Regions from separate parts of the Homo sapiens genome. Here region 1 is linked to region 2. The links are chromatin contacts, found by Hi-C or POLR2A ChIA-PET in ENCODE. All regions are on one chromosome and are shown on one strand. Each heading gives the region's core, a stretch centred on a gene start or an enhancer-like site at or near the end of the contact. The rest is flanking DNA. Distances are from core to core; before and after follow the strand shown.

Evidence for each region. Hi-C counts contacts between places; a loop is a spot of excess contacts on that map. ChIA-PET counts read pairs that join two places held with the same protein, here RNA polymerase II (POLR2A). Pooled maps may share reads with other maps.
Region 1: a pooled map shows a loop between it and region 2 (2.6-fold over the local background). The contact joins the enhancer-like site here to the promoter of OLAH in region 2. A Hi-C loop is called at or near these places in 2 of 50 pooled maps. POLR2A ChIA-PET finds 5 or more read pairs at or near these places in 2 of 52 experiments (HEK293 and endothelial cell of umbilical vein).

The regions. Positions count from the first base shown.
Region 1 is chr10:15,120,327-15,126,846 of GRCh38, reverse strand. All of the region lies in intron 8 of NMT2 (N-myristoyltransferase 2), which reads left to right. Among named protein-coding and RNA genes, the nearest start is that of RPP38, 26 kb to the right of the region's middle. RefSeq lists enhancers at 2,746-2,885, 3,792-3,971. Within about 2 kb of position 2,991, at least 4 of the 41 ENCODE cell types and tissues checked have a DNase peak (open chromatin) inside an H3K27ac peak, as active enhancers do.
Region 2 is chr10:15,041,173-15,047,732 of GRCh38, reverse strand. OLAH (oleoyl-ACP hydrolase) reads right to left here and starts at 3,790. Exons shown (of 8, transcript NM_001039702.3): 1 at 3,747-3,790; 2 at 413-607. The coding sequence starts at 444. The region is part of intron 3 of ACBD7-DCLRE1CP1 (ACBD7-DCLRE1CP1 readthrough); the gene reads left to right. RefSeq lists enhancers at 1-687, 1,959-2,148.

The DNA of each region.
Region 1 (6,520 bases), core at 1,742-4,241, 80 kb before region 2:
CAAACTGAGCTGCTTAAAACAACATTTATTATCACACAGCTTCTGTGGGCCAGAAATCCAGTCACAGCTTAGCTGAGTCCTGTGCTTTGTTCAGGGTCTCTCCTGAAGTTGCCACCCAGGTGTCAGCCAGGGCTGAGGTCTCATCTGAAACTTGACTAGGGAAGGATCCATTTCCATGCTCCTGTAGTTGTTGGCAGGATTGAGTTCCTCACTGGCTGTTGGACCAAGGGCCTCAGTTCTTTGCCATGTTGGATTCTCCATAGGGTAGCTCACAGCATGGCAGCTTATTCATCAAAGCCAGTGAGAGAGAGAGTCTATAGAGAGGATCTGCTGGCAAGATGGAAGTCAGAACCCTATGCAGGTGATTCATGAAAGTGACATCCAGTCGCCATTGCCATTTCTTTTTTTTTTTTTTTTTAAGATGGAGGCTCGCTCTGTTGTCCAGGCTGGAGTGCAATGGCACAATCTCAGCTCATTGCAATCTCCGCCTCCTGAGTTCAAGCAATTCTCCTGCCTCAGCCTCCCAAGTAGCTGGGATTACAGGTGTGCACCACCACGCCCAGCTAATTTTTGTATTTTTAGTAGAGATGGGGTTTCACCATATTAGTCAGGCTGGTCTCGAACTCCTGACCTCAGGTGATCCACCCGCCTCAGCCTCCCAAAGTGCTGGGATTACAGGTGTGAGCCACTGCGCCCAGCCGCCATTGCCATTTCTATTGGTTAGAACCAAATCACAGGTCCTGCCCACACGTAACAGGAGCAGATCACACCAGCTGTGAACCCCAGGAGGTGGGATCACTGGGGGCCATCTTAGAATCTGTGTGCCACTGATGGGATCTTTTGTTTGAAGTGTTGTGACGTGTGAATTGAAATAAAATCTTCGGCCAGGCGCGGTGGCTCACACCTGTAATCCCAGCACTTTGGGAGGCCAAGGCGGGCAGATCACAAGGTCAAGAGATCGAGGCCACCCTGGCCAACATGGTGAAACCCCATCTCTACTAAAAATTAAAAAATTAGCTGTGGATGGTGGCACATGGCTGTAGTCCCAGCTACTAGGGAGGCTGAGGCAGGAGAATCGCTTGAACCTAGGAGGCACAGGTTGCAGTGAGCTGAGATCACGCCATTGCACTCCAGCCTGGCCACAGAGCGAGACTCCATCTCATAAATAACTAAATAAATAACTAAATACATACGTACATACATACATACATACATACAAACTTCAAAAATGCCTCTTTTTTTCACTATGGGCAAATGCTGTTCCACTTTGGTCTCTCCAAATTTCAGTTTCTTGAACCTCAAGCAGCCTAGCTTATGTACAAGGAAAAGACACACTTACATGTAGGTTGCCTACAATGGAGTGAAGAATAAGGAGTTTTAGCACATACCATTGGTTTACTCACAATGATTTTCTTAAAGTGCTAAAGCTATTTTTGACTTGACTCCATTCATCAGCCTTAATATTTTTGTACAAGAGTCAATCTTCTCCTGGGTATAGGCGTGTATTATGAAACCAGACTGTGGCATCTTACTTCCAGTGAACCTGGGTTCCTGGTAGCAGTCCTGTTCCAGTCGTGCTGTGATAGTGACTGCCTTTCCCCCACCCATAAATTGAAGGTTATGAAGTGCTTTCAAATACATTATTCAATTTATTCTCACAGCAACCTTTTGAAGTTAGTACTTCTTATCCCCATTTTACAGATGAAGAAACTGAGGTATGTGACAGTTGGCACTTAGGCGAGGATGTGTTAATATCACCAAGTGGAGGGCTTGGGATGCAGGCCCCAGACCTCCATGTTTCCCTGTTAGCTCCCTCTGCCTCTGCCATCCCCTCTAACATTACCCACTATGGGGACACCATGGCTCAGCCCCACTGAATGTCTCACTGTGAGTACAGCATAAATCAAGGCAGAAAAGGACGATTGTCAAGATGCAAACAGTTCTCATTGGCTTGCCCCAGTCTCCTTTCCCCCTTTTAAGTCATAGGAAAGGAAAGGAAAATAAAGAGTAAATTAATAGAATAAAAGAGAGATTAAAGTACAGATATTATGAAATTGGAAGGTGCTGGCAGCAGTCCCTTGGGTGTCTGCCTCTTGAGTTAAACTGGACAGAACTGCATACACCGGATGCCCCTTCCTCTCCTATGGGCCCAGATGGGTGATACCACTGCTAGCAGTCAAGTTATTTAAGAACATTTTTGTACCATTCAGCGTAAAAGCAAACTTATGGAATACAGCTTTTGCTGTATAGATCAATCTCATTTTCTGCTTCATTGTTACTCTTTTTGCTTGTAGGAGTGCCAGCTTTCTGTCTTTTTCATGGACTTTTGAATATAGGAGCTAACATTTATTGTGGCCGGCGTTATGCTCGACATTTAACAGCCGTAGTCTCATTTACTAATCACAACAGCCACAGGAGGATGGGTCCTTATCCCCATAGCACAGAAGGGGCCATGAGAACACAGATTGACTTGCTCAGAGTCTGCTGGCCAGAAGCAGAGCTGTCGCAGGGCCTGCGCCATTCACAACTGTTACCTAAAATACTAAGGTTTCCCCAAGAAACACGCCTTACGATGCCTCCCTACCCTTTCAGTGTTTGGGGAGATTTTATTTTGTTTTGTTTTTTTGATCTGGTGTTGAGTATTTCCAAGTTCGATTTTGCGCATCTGTGTCAATGAGCTGAAAGGTAATTTGATGTTGATAAAAAGCAGAAGTCAGAGAATGATCCACTAAGGTCTTAGCACTGTGCTGCAAGGAGGGTGTGCTTGCTTAGACATGTCGAGGCATATAAGGTGTTCTATATTTAGTGGCATTAGATGGTTTTTTTAGTGGTTAGCATTCTGTTTGCTCCTTTTTGAATCATATAAATAACCATAATCATTGCTTACATCTCTTCTCTGGAATCTTGGCTCTCAAACGGTTTGTACCACAACTTGACAGATAACAACACTACTGTTTTTTAATAGAGCTCTGAGCTTCATTTCCTTATGTACTTATAAGCAGATTTTACACAGATTTCAATCTACGTAGAGGCCCATGAATCATGCATATTAGTTGGGCCATGGGAAAGGATATCTGATTCAGATACAGAGTTTGCTTATGAAACTGAGATTTTTCTTATTTACTGGAAATGATTCTCTGCATTTTATTGAACTCTCAGAAAACATGACCGCTTCACTATTCCATTATACGGAAGCTAGCCATTTTAATGTAAGCCCAATAGCCTTCCTGGTTCTTTCTGAGGACAATAGTTATAATTTGAGTGTTTGTTTTGCTTTTCAAAAGTTATTTCTTTTTTTTTTTTTTTTTTTTTTTTCTGTGAGACGAAGTCTCGCTTTGTCGCCAGGCTGGAGTGCAGTGATGCGATCTTGGCTCACTGCAACCCCCGCCTCCTGGATGCAAGCAATTCTCCTGCCTCAGCCTCCTGAGTAGCTGGGACTACAGCCACGTGCCACCACACCCAGCTAATTTTTGTATTTTAGTCCATGTTGGCCAGGATGGTCTCGATCTCTTGACCTTGTGATCCGCCTGCCTCAGCCTCCCAAAGTGCTGAGATTACAGGTGTGAGCCACCGTGCCTGGCAGTATTTCATTCTTACACAGATTATTTTAGCTATTAGTCAGCAAATGTAAATATTCTTACCCTGTTTTCTAGGACTTTCTGTTTTTTATAGCTGGTACATCCTGGTGTGCTCTTATGCTTTAATGCTTCTATAAAAATTTGTTCAAAATGCTTATAAGTTGCCAAACTTATGATACTTTTTACCTGAATTTAGGCAACATATTGCTTGTCTAAATTCTGCTACTTATTTTTCTAACCTTTAGAGACCTAAGATAGCAGTTCTCAAAGTGTGGCCCAGGGACCTCTGGAAGTCCCCCAAGATCTTTGAATCTATGCAGTCATTTTTTTTTTTTAACTATTTTCATAATAACACTAGTATGTAATTTTTTCACTTTCATTCTCGTCTGAGTATACTGTGAAGTCTTCCAGAGGCCATGTGGCATGTGTATTTCTGTAGTCTTTTGTTTAAAAATGTTCTCAGTTTTGATTTCTAATGCGATAAGTGTGGATATGCATAACCCACATAAGCAAAGCTCTTTGGAGGTACTCAATCATTATTAACAGCGTAGGCCAGGTGCAGTGGCCCATGCCTGTAATCCCAGCACTTTGGGAGACCGAGGTGGGCAGATCACAAGGTCAGGAGATCGAGACCATCCTGGCTAGTACGATAAAACTGCATCTCTACTAAAAATACAAAAAATTAGCTGGGCGTGGTGGCACGTGCTTGTAATCCTAGCTACTTGGGAAGCTGAGGCAGGATCAAATCACTTGAACCCGGGAAGCAGAGGTTGCAGTGAGCTGAGATCACACCACTGCACTCCAGCCTGGGCGACAGAGTAAGACTCCATCTCAAAAAAAAAAAAGAGTGTAAAAGGGTCCCAAGACCAAAATATTTGAGAACTGCTGCTTTAAGGCGATCTGCTGGGCAGTTCCTTTAGTGGTTTCACAGTTGGATATTCAATGAATGAGAATTGTGCTCCAGAAGAATGTTTTGCTCTAGAAGGAAGTTGGCAAATTTTTTTTTCATTTCTGAATGTTCTCTATTAACAGATATCATATATCCTGTGGCTTTCATTAATTCATCTAATTGCTTGATATTGTTGATTGTTACTGAACCAGTAACAAAAGAAAAAAAATTCTGATATTGAGAAAGGCTATTTGAAATTTATCAAGCTAAGTCTGCCTCATAGCAGAAACTAATTTTTTAAATGACTATGATATATATTTTATATGGTTTTGGTCTTCCCACTAGCATTTAGAAGTGCTTATTTATTTCCAGTGGAGATCTGGACATTTCTGACTCATTGGTTTTGAGAGGTACTAAAAGACTAAAGGTATGCATTGCCTGTTAAATGTGAAGGACTTAAATTCTCTAAATTTAGATTATTAAATGGCATTTTAGCTGAAGTGCTTTAGACATGACATCATCATAATAGAATGGCTTATAGTAAATATTCAGCTGAGGACTGTTGGTGTATAAATACAGAGCATGCACCTCCCATTCCCCTTTCCCCCAGCTAATCGATAATCAATCAGCACTGTGTGTCACTGAAGCTTAGAAACCCCAGCACAGCTAATAGTTGATGACAGCTGGCACTCAAGAGAAAACCTATTTTCCTTGGCCTAGTGTGGTGGCTCACACCTGTAATCCCAGCACTTTGGGAGGCCGAGGTGGGCAGATCACCTGAGGTCAGGCATTCGAGACCAGCCTGGCCAACGTGGTGAAACCCTGTCTCTACTAAAAACACAAAATTAGCCGGGCGTGGTGGCAGGTGCCTGTAATCCCAGTTACTCGGGAGCCTGAGGCAAGAGAATCGATTGAACCCAGGAGGCAGACGTTGCAGTGAACCGAGATCGCACCATTGCACTCCAGCCTGGGTGACAAGAGTGAGACTCCGTCTCAAAAAAAACACCTGTTTTCCCCCTTGGGCTTCCACCTGGGGGCATGCAGGAATTGTGATGACCTCATTCTACAGGAAGTTTTTCCTTTAACAATATTTCTTAAGAGTGGAACTGCTAGATTATATAAAATTTTTAAAAATAATCATTTAGGGCAGAAAAAGTAGAGTAGCAATATTTATATACAGATTATTCATCTCTTAAAATGTATCTAGTGTTTCTCCAAGGGGGGGAAAAATCAGGTTTACAGAAAAAAATAAACTGTATTTCTCAGTTTAAAATTGTCTGTTTGTTGGGCTTCCTGACTTTTAGTCTCAAGTCCCCTGGCCCCTGAACAGTTCTAGAGAGCAAAGTGATGTCAGGAGCTTTTACAAGGACAACAGCTGAACAAATTCAAATGGGGACCTGTCCTGACTTTTAGGTGTTTTATTCCTATGGCTTAATTTTTTAAATTCTAAAGCTCTGGAGTAGTGATAAGACACCTACCCTGATCACCTTTACCCAGAAGATGTGGCAGGAGAGGCCAGGCCGCGTCCCTGGCAGCCATTTGCCGTTAGACAAGATGGACACTTTCAGGCTGGTATGGCTGTAAACCCGTTTGCCTTTAGAAAATACTTGGCTATGAACAATGCTTGCCTTCCCATCCAGCCTGATATGATTCACTCCTATATCATTTTTGTTCAAGAGAACAAAATCACCACACGCTTTTAATGGGCTATTGCATAATAAAACAAGTTGCTCAGTTGTATTTTCAAAATGTCAGACTTGGCAGTTTTAAAGCATCCCTCAGAAACCATGAAGGATTGGTTCTAGGACCCCTCAGATACCAGAATCCTTGGGTGCTCAAGTCCCTTATATAAGATGGCGTAGCATTGTGTATTTGCATATAATGTATGCACATCCTCCTGTATACTTTATTTATTTATTTTTGAGACGAAGTCCCTCCCTGTCTCCCAGGCTTGAGTGCAGTGGCGTGATCATGGTTCACTGCAACCTTCGCCTCCCAGTTTCAAACGATTCTCCTGCCTCAGCCTCCCGAGTAGCTGGGATTACAGGTGCAT
Region 2 (6,560 bases), core at 2,541-5,040:
AGGCAAAAAAGACTAATTTTTATTTTTTTTGAGATGGATTCTTGCTGTCAACCAGGCTGGAGTGCAGTGGCGCGATCTCGTCTCACTGCAACCTGCACCTCCCAGGTTTCAGCAATTCTCCTGCCTCACCCTCCCGAGTGGCTGGGATTACCACCACCCTGAGGGTGCACCACCATACCCGGTGAATTTTTGGTATTTTTAGTAGAGACAGGGTTTTGCCATGTCGGCCAGGCTGGTCTTGAACTCCTGACCTCAGGTAATTCACCTGCCTCAGGCTCCCAAAGTGCTGGGATTACAAGTGTGAGCACCTGGCTGAGAAACCTCTTTCAAACTAAAAAGGGAGCCGTACAAAGGCAGGGTATCGGAGCCCCTGGGATGGAGGAAGAGCCTGGTGGCACAAGGGGTGGCCTGCCTGGTTCTCTTAGGTTGGTCTCCTCTCTCCATGCTGTGAGGTGAGGTTGCAAGATGGCTGGTCTCTGTGGCGTGTTGAGTGCTCAACAGAAGTCAGTTCCTCTTGAGACGAAGAACCTCTGCTCGGCCTTATGCACACAGAAGAGTGAGTAGATTTCTTTTTAAAGGCGCTGACTCTTATTGACCTCTCCAATCCCTGTTAAAAATAAAGAAGGTCAGAGGAAAAGGAAGGAGAAGACAGAGAAGAGAAAAAAATGACAGTGGTGATGACAAAGGAGAAGAAGAAATGGGTTAGAACCAACACAACTGATGTTATTCAGATAAGGAGTCACCACCCCCATCCCACCCCATTCATATCCAATTAGCAGTAAGTGCTTCCATTAACAGGACTGCTCACGTATATACAGACAGACAAAGATGCAACATTTCCAGACTCTAGCCATGAAACAAGCCTGCTCCTAAAAGAACAGAAAACATTCCATACATACTAGAAAATTAGGGTAAGGGTGAGGGATGTTTGTTTTGGCAACAGAGATGTCTTAGCTTTCTAAGTGTTTGTAAAGTTGTGCTCTTTTAAATCTCAAGAAAGTGGCTGGGCGTGGCGGCTCATCCCAGTACTTGAGGTCAGGAGTTCAAGACCAGCCTGGCCAACACGGTGAAACCCCCATCTCTACTAAAAATATAAAAATTAGCCGGATATGTGGCCCATGGCTGTAATCCCAGCTAGTTGGGAGGCTGAGGCAGGAGAATCGCTTGAACCCGGGAGATGAAGTCTGCAGTGAGCTGAGATCGCGCCACTGCACTCCAGCCTGGGTGACAGAGTGAGACTCCATCTCAAAAAGTAAAATAAAATAAATCTCAAGAAAGAGGGATTCTAAAAAAAGGCTTCACTGCTGTGCCAAACTTCCCATTTTGCAATCTTCAAGTATTCAGAAAAGAGAAGAAAAATAACTACTGAAAGAACTGTCATTTATTTATTTATTTATTTATTTATTTATATTTTTTTGAGACGGAGTCTCACTCTGTTGCCCAGGCTGGAGTGCAGTGGCTCAAGTTCAAATGATTGTCCTGCCTCAGCCTCCCAAGTAGCTGGGATTATAGGTGCCCACCACTGCGCCCAGATAACTTTTGTATTTTTAGTAAAGACAGGGTTTCGCCATGTTGCCCAGGCTGGTCTCAAACTCCTGACCTCAAGTGATCCACCCACGTCAGCCTCCCAAAGTGCTGGGATTATAGGCGTGAGCCACCACACCCGGCCAGATCTGACATTTATTTATTTATTCATTTCTTTGAGACTGAATCTCGCTCTATCGCCCAGGCTGGAGTGTGGTGGCACGACCTTGGCTCACTGCAACCTCTACCTCCCAGGTTCAGGCAATTCCTGTGCCTTAGCCTCCCAAGTAGCTGGAATTACAGGCACCCGCCACCAGGCTTGGCTAATTTTTGTATTTTTAGTAGAGACGGGGGTTTCACCATGTTGGCCAGGCTGGTCTTGAACTCCTGACCTCAAGTACAGATCTGTCATTTATAAAGGTCTTTATCTTCTGACTTCCTAGGAGCTCCTTGGATCCCAAGTATTCATTTTAAGGCCACGGTTAACTTGTCAAGCTCAGTTGTGACTTTCAACACAGTTCCAGGGAGCTCAGGTGAATCCCTCAGCTTAAAGCTTTTGTCATGCAGTGGAGGGCATTTTTAGGAACAGAAAGATGTGCCTAAATAGAGGAAGAAAGTTTACAGAGGGTGGGGAGCCCATCTGTTTGTTTCTTAGAGCCTTTTCTTAGTAATTCTGGGCCAGAGCCACCATCAACTCTCAGAAAAAAATCACCTGAATGACTCATGAGGATTTCTCTGACTTTACCTGGAAATAGTTCCTTCTTAGGTAATGATATGAAAGGCAGAAAAAGAGAGCAAGTTCTTCCAAGAAAAATAGGCAGTCAGAGCTGGGATACAAATTTTTTTGGTGTTGACAATTAAAAGTTGTTATGGAGCATTACAAAGTTTTCATAAAATTAGGTTGAATTACTCCAACTCCTTCTAATTGAAGTACATAAAAACCTTGTTTTGTATTATTTTTTGACTTAGCACGGTCTGTGATCAATCATACCTGGGAAGATTAAACATTTAACCACTGTCCAAGTTTACTCAAGAAATATTTTCCAAGTTGAGTAAAATGTCCTGGGTTTTGTTTTCAACACTGGAGGCATCCTCCGGTAAGAATAACAGTGACTCTCTCCTCAAGATGCTTTCATTTGATTGAAACCTCTAGATGCTTTCATTTGATTGAAGTACCAGACGAGAGAAGAGGGAGAGTGGGACAGAGACAATACTCCAGAGATAATGGCTTAGATTTTTGTGGAACTGATGCATAGTACTAGTCCAAAGATAAAACATGCCCAGCAAATGTCCAGCAGAATAGATTACAAAAAAAGCAATCTTTATAGAGATGCATTACAATGAAACTGCAAAACCAAGAAACACAGAAGAAAACTATTAAAAGGAGCCAGGAGGTGAGGAGAGGTGGGGATGGACTCACAGCAATGCAAAAACATGGAAGAGAATAGAATGATATCTTCAAGTACTAAGAGACAAGAACTGCCAAATTAGAATTCTATACCCAGTAAAAACAGCTTTTAGGAAACAGGGCAACATAAAGACATTTTCAGACAAGTAAAAACTAAGTTTGTCACCAGGAGACAATTTTTAAAGAAACGTTAAAGGATATACTTTGAGCAGAAAGTAAATGATCCCAGATGGAAGATAGGAGATGCAAGGAGGAATGAAAAAGACAGTAGTGAGCCGAGATTGCACCATTGTACTCCAGCCTGGGTGACAGGGAAAAACTCTATCTCAAAATTTAAAAAAAAAGAAAGAAAAAAATATATATATATAAAATTAAAATACAAGGCAAAAATAATGTCAAAGCCAGGCACAGGCAAACAAAGTTCCTTACATTATCTGTGAGGTTTTACTAAATTTAGACTGTATAAATATGCATGCCTTAATTTCTCAGGCTAGCCCTTAGAAGAATAGAAACAGACTGTAAATCATCCAAACTGGAAGAGAAAAATGTTTATTTAATCAAAAAGAGAACTGAGAAAAGGCAAGGGAAAGAAACATAGAACAGGTAAAACAAATAAAAATTGAATACAAGATGACAGATTAAGCCCCAGATACCAGTGATTATATTATATATAAACAGACTAAATTCTCTAGTTACAAAGCAATATTCGCAGATTAGATTAAAAGATAATCCAACTATAGGCTGTGCATATGAGACATATCTGAGAAGGTATTACTCTATGATTTTTAGATAATTTAAAATATAAGATACTCACTTGCCAGGCTTTGAGATGAACTCTGAGCAGACAATCTGAAAGATGACTTTCTTTGGATTGCCAAAGAAAGAGAGGACACAGGAAATGAGGTAATCTCAGAACATTATGAAAGAACAATGAAAACAACAAAGCAGGAAGAATGACATGGGCTGTGGCCCAGAGGAGACACAATGTACCATCTATTAGGAAAATAAAAGAAGTTAACTAAACTGGAAGGCAAGGCTGGTGCAGTGGCTCACACCAGTAATCCCAGCACTTTGGGAGGCTAAAGTGGGCGGATCACCTGAGGTCTAGAGTTTGAGATGGGCCTGGCCAACATGGTGAAACTCCACCTCTACTAAAAAATACAAAAAATTAGCTGGGCATGGTGGTAGGCACCTGCTACTGAGGAGGCTGAGGCAGGAGAATCACTTGAACCCAGGAGGCAGAGGTTGCAGTGAGCCTGAGATCACGCCACTGCACTCCAGGGCAACAAAAGCAAAACTCTGTCTGAAAAAAAAAAAAAAAAAGAAGAAGAGAATCCACTGGAAGGTGGAAAAAGGTGAATTGACTTTCAGAATTACTGACTAGACAGTAAAATCAAGTTAAGAGGCTGTTTTAGACATCTAGATGATAAAGAGTGATACCTGGCCTTATAATATTAGCAAACACATAACACTAAGGACCAAGCACCCTTCTAAGCTTTCAATACCTATTAAGACTTTTCGTGTTTTCAATCATGTAGGCATTATTCACAAGAATAATTAAGGTATTATGTCCCCTATTTTGAAGATTAAAAAAAGCTAAGGCACAGAGAGGTTAAGTAACTGACTAAAAGACACGTGGATGGCTGGACGCGGTGGCTCACACCTGTAATCCCAGCACTTTGGGAGGCCAAGGCGGGTGGATCACAAGGTCAGGAGACTGAGACCACCCTGGCTAACATGGTGAAACCCCATCTCTACTAAAAATACAAAAAATTAGCTGGGTGTGGTGGCGGGCGCCTGTAGTCCCAGCTACTCGGGAGGCTGAGCCAGGAGAATGGTGTGAACCCGGGAGGCGGAGCTTGCAGTGAGCGGAGATCACGCCACTGCACTCCAGCCTGGGCGACAGAGCGAGACTCCTCCATCTCAAAAAAAAAAAAAAAAAAAAAAAAAAGACACGTGGGTAGGAAACAGACCAGAGGGCAAATCCAAGTAGTCTGGTTCCAGAAACTATGCTTTTCACCCCTAATGCATTCTGCCTTTGTGCTAATGTGGAGGAGCTAAGGATGAAAAGAAGGCTTGGGTTCTTCAGCCACTTTGACCATGAAACCAGTAGGAATTGATAATTTCTTAGATATGGAGACTGTGGGAGAGGGAGGAAGCAAGTATGATGTCCAACTATTTTATAGCACAACAGAGTGACTGTAGTCAATAATAACTTAATTGTACATTCTAAAATGACTAGAAGAGTATAATTGGATTGTCTGTAACACAAAGGATAAATGTTTGAGAGGGTGGATACCCCATTCTCCGTGACATTACATTGCATGCCTGTATTAAAACATCTCATGGGCTGGGCACGCTGGCTCACACCTATAATCCTAGCACTTCAGGAGGCCAAGACAGGTGGATTGCCTGAGGTCAGGAGTTCCAGACCAGCCTGGCTAACATAGTGAAACCCTGTCTCTACTAAAAATACAAAAAATTAGCTGGGCGTGATGGCGGGTGCCTGTAATCCCAGCTACTTGGGAGGCTGAGGCAGGAGAATCGCTTGAACCGGGGAGGTGAAGGTTGCAGTGAGCCGAGATCACGTCATTGCACTCCAGCCTGGGCAAAAAGAGCAAAACTCTGTCTCAAAAGAAAAAAGAAAAATACCATGTGTATTTGTTGTATTTGTGCCTGGTACCATTCAGGGGTTGGGAGTTGTGCATACTCTCCTCAAACTCAATTACCGATGCACTGAAAGTCAGTGGTTTGCAGGTGAAGAGTGTAGGATAGAGTCCTGAGAATCACTAGCATTTAAACACCAAGCAGAAAAAGAGAAGCTGACAGAAAAGTTAGATGGAGATGCCAGGGAAATAGGAGGACAAAGACGTAACTGGGCCTCTCAGGAAGAGCCCAGAGGATGCCAACGGGTCAAAGGTGTGGGCCAGTTGCGGTAGCTCACACCTGGAATCCCAGCACTTTGGTAGGCCGAGGTGGGTTGGACCACCTGAGGTCAGGAGTTTGAGATCAGCCTGGCCAACATGGTGAAACCCCGTCTCTACTAAAAATACAGAAATCAGCCAGATGTCATGGTGCACGCCTGTAATCCCAGCTACACAGGAGGCTGAGGCAAGAGAATCACTTGAACCAAGGAGGTGGAGTTTGCAGTGAGCCGAGATCAAGCCACTGCACTCCAGCCTGGGCAACAGAGTGAAACTCCGTCCCAAAAGAAAAAAAAAATGGCTGGGTATGGTGGCTCACGCCTGTAATCCTAGCACTTTGGGAGGCCGAGGCAGGCGGATCACCTGAGGTCAGGAGTTTGAGACCAGCCTGACCAACATGGAGAAACCCCGTCTCTACTAAAAATATGAAATTAGGCAGGCGTGGAGGCACATGCCTGTAATCCCAGTTACTCAGGAGGCTGAGGCAGGAGAATCGCTTGGACCTGGGAGGCAGAGGTTGCAGTGAGCCAAGATCGCACCATTGCACTCCAGCCTGGGCCACAAGAGCGAAAACTCTGTCTCAAAAAAAATAAAAATAAAAATAAAAATAAAAAAAGGTGTGGAATGCCTCTAAGAGATCAAAGAAGACAAGAACTGAAAGTATCCTATCGTGCTGGTGATAATGGGATAATTCTAATCCAGGA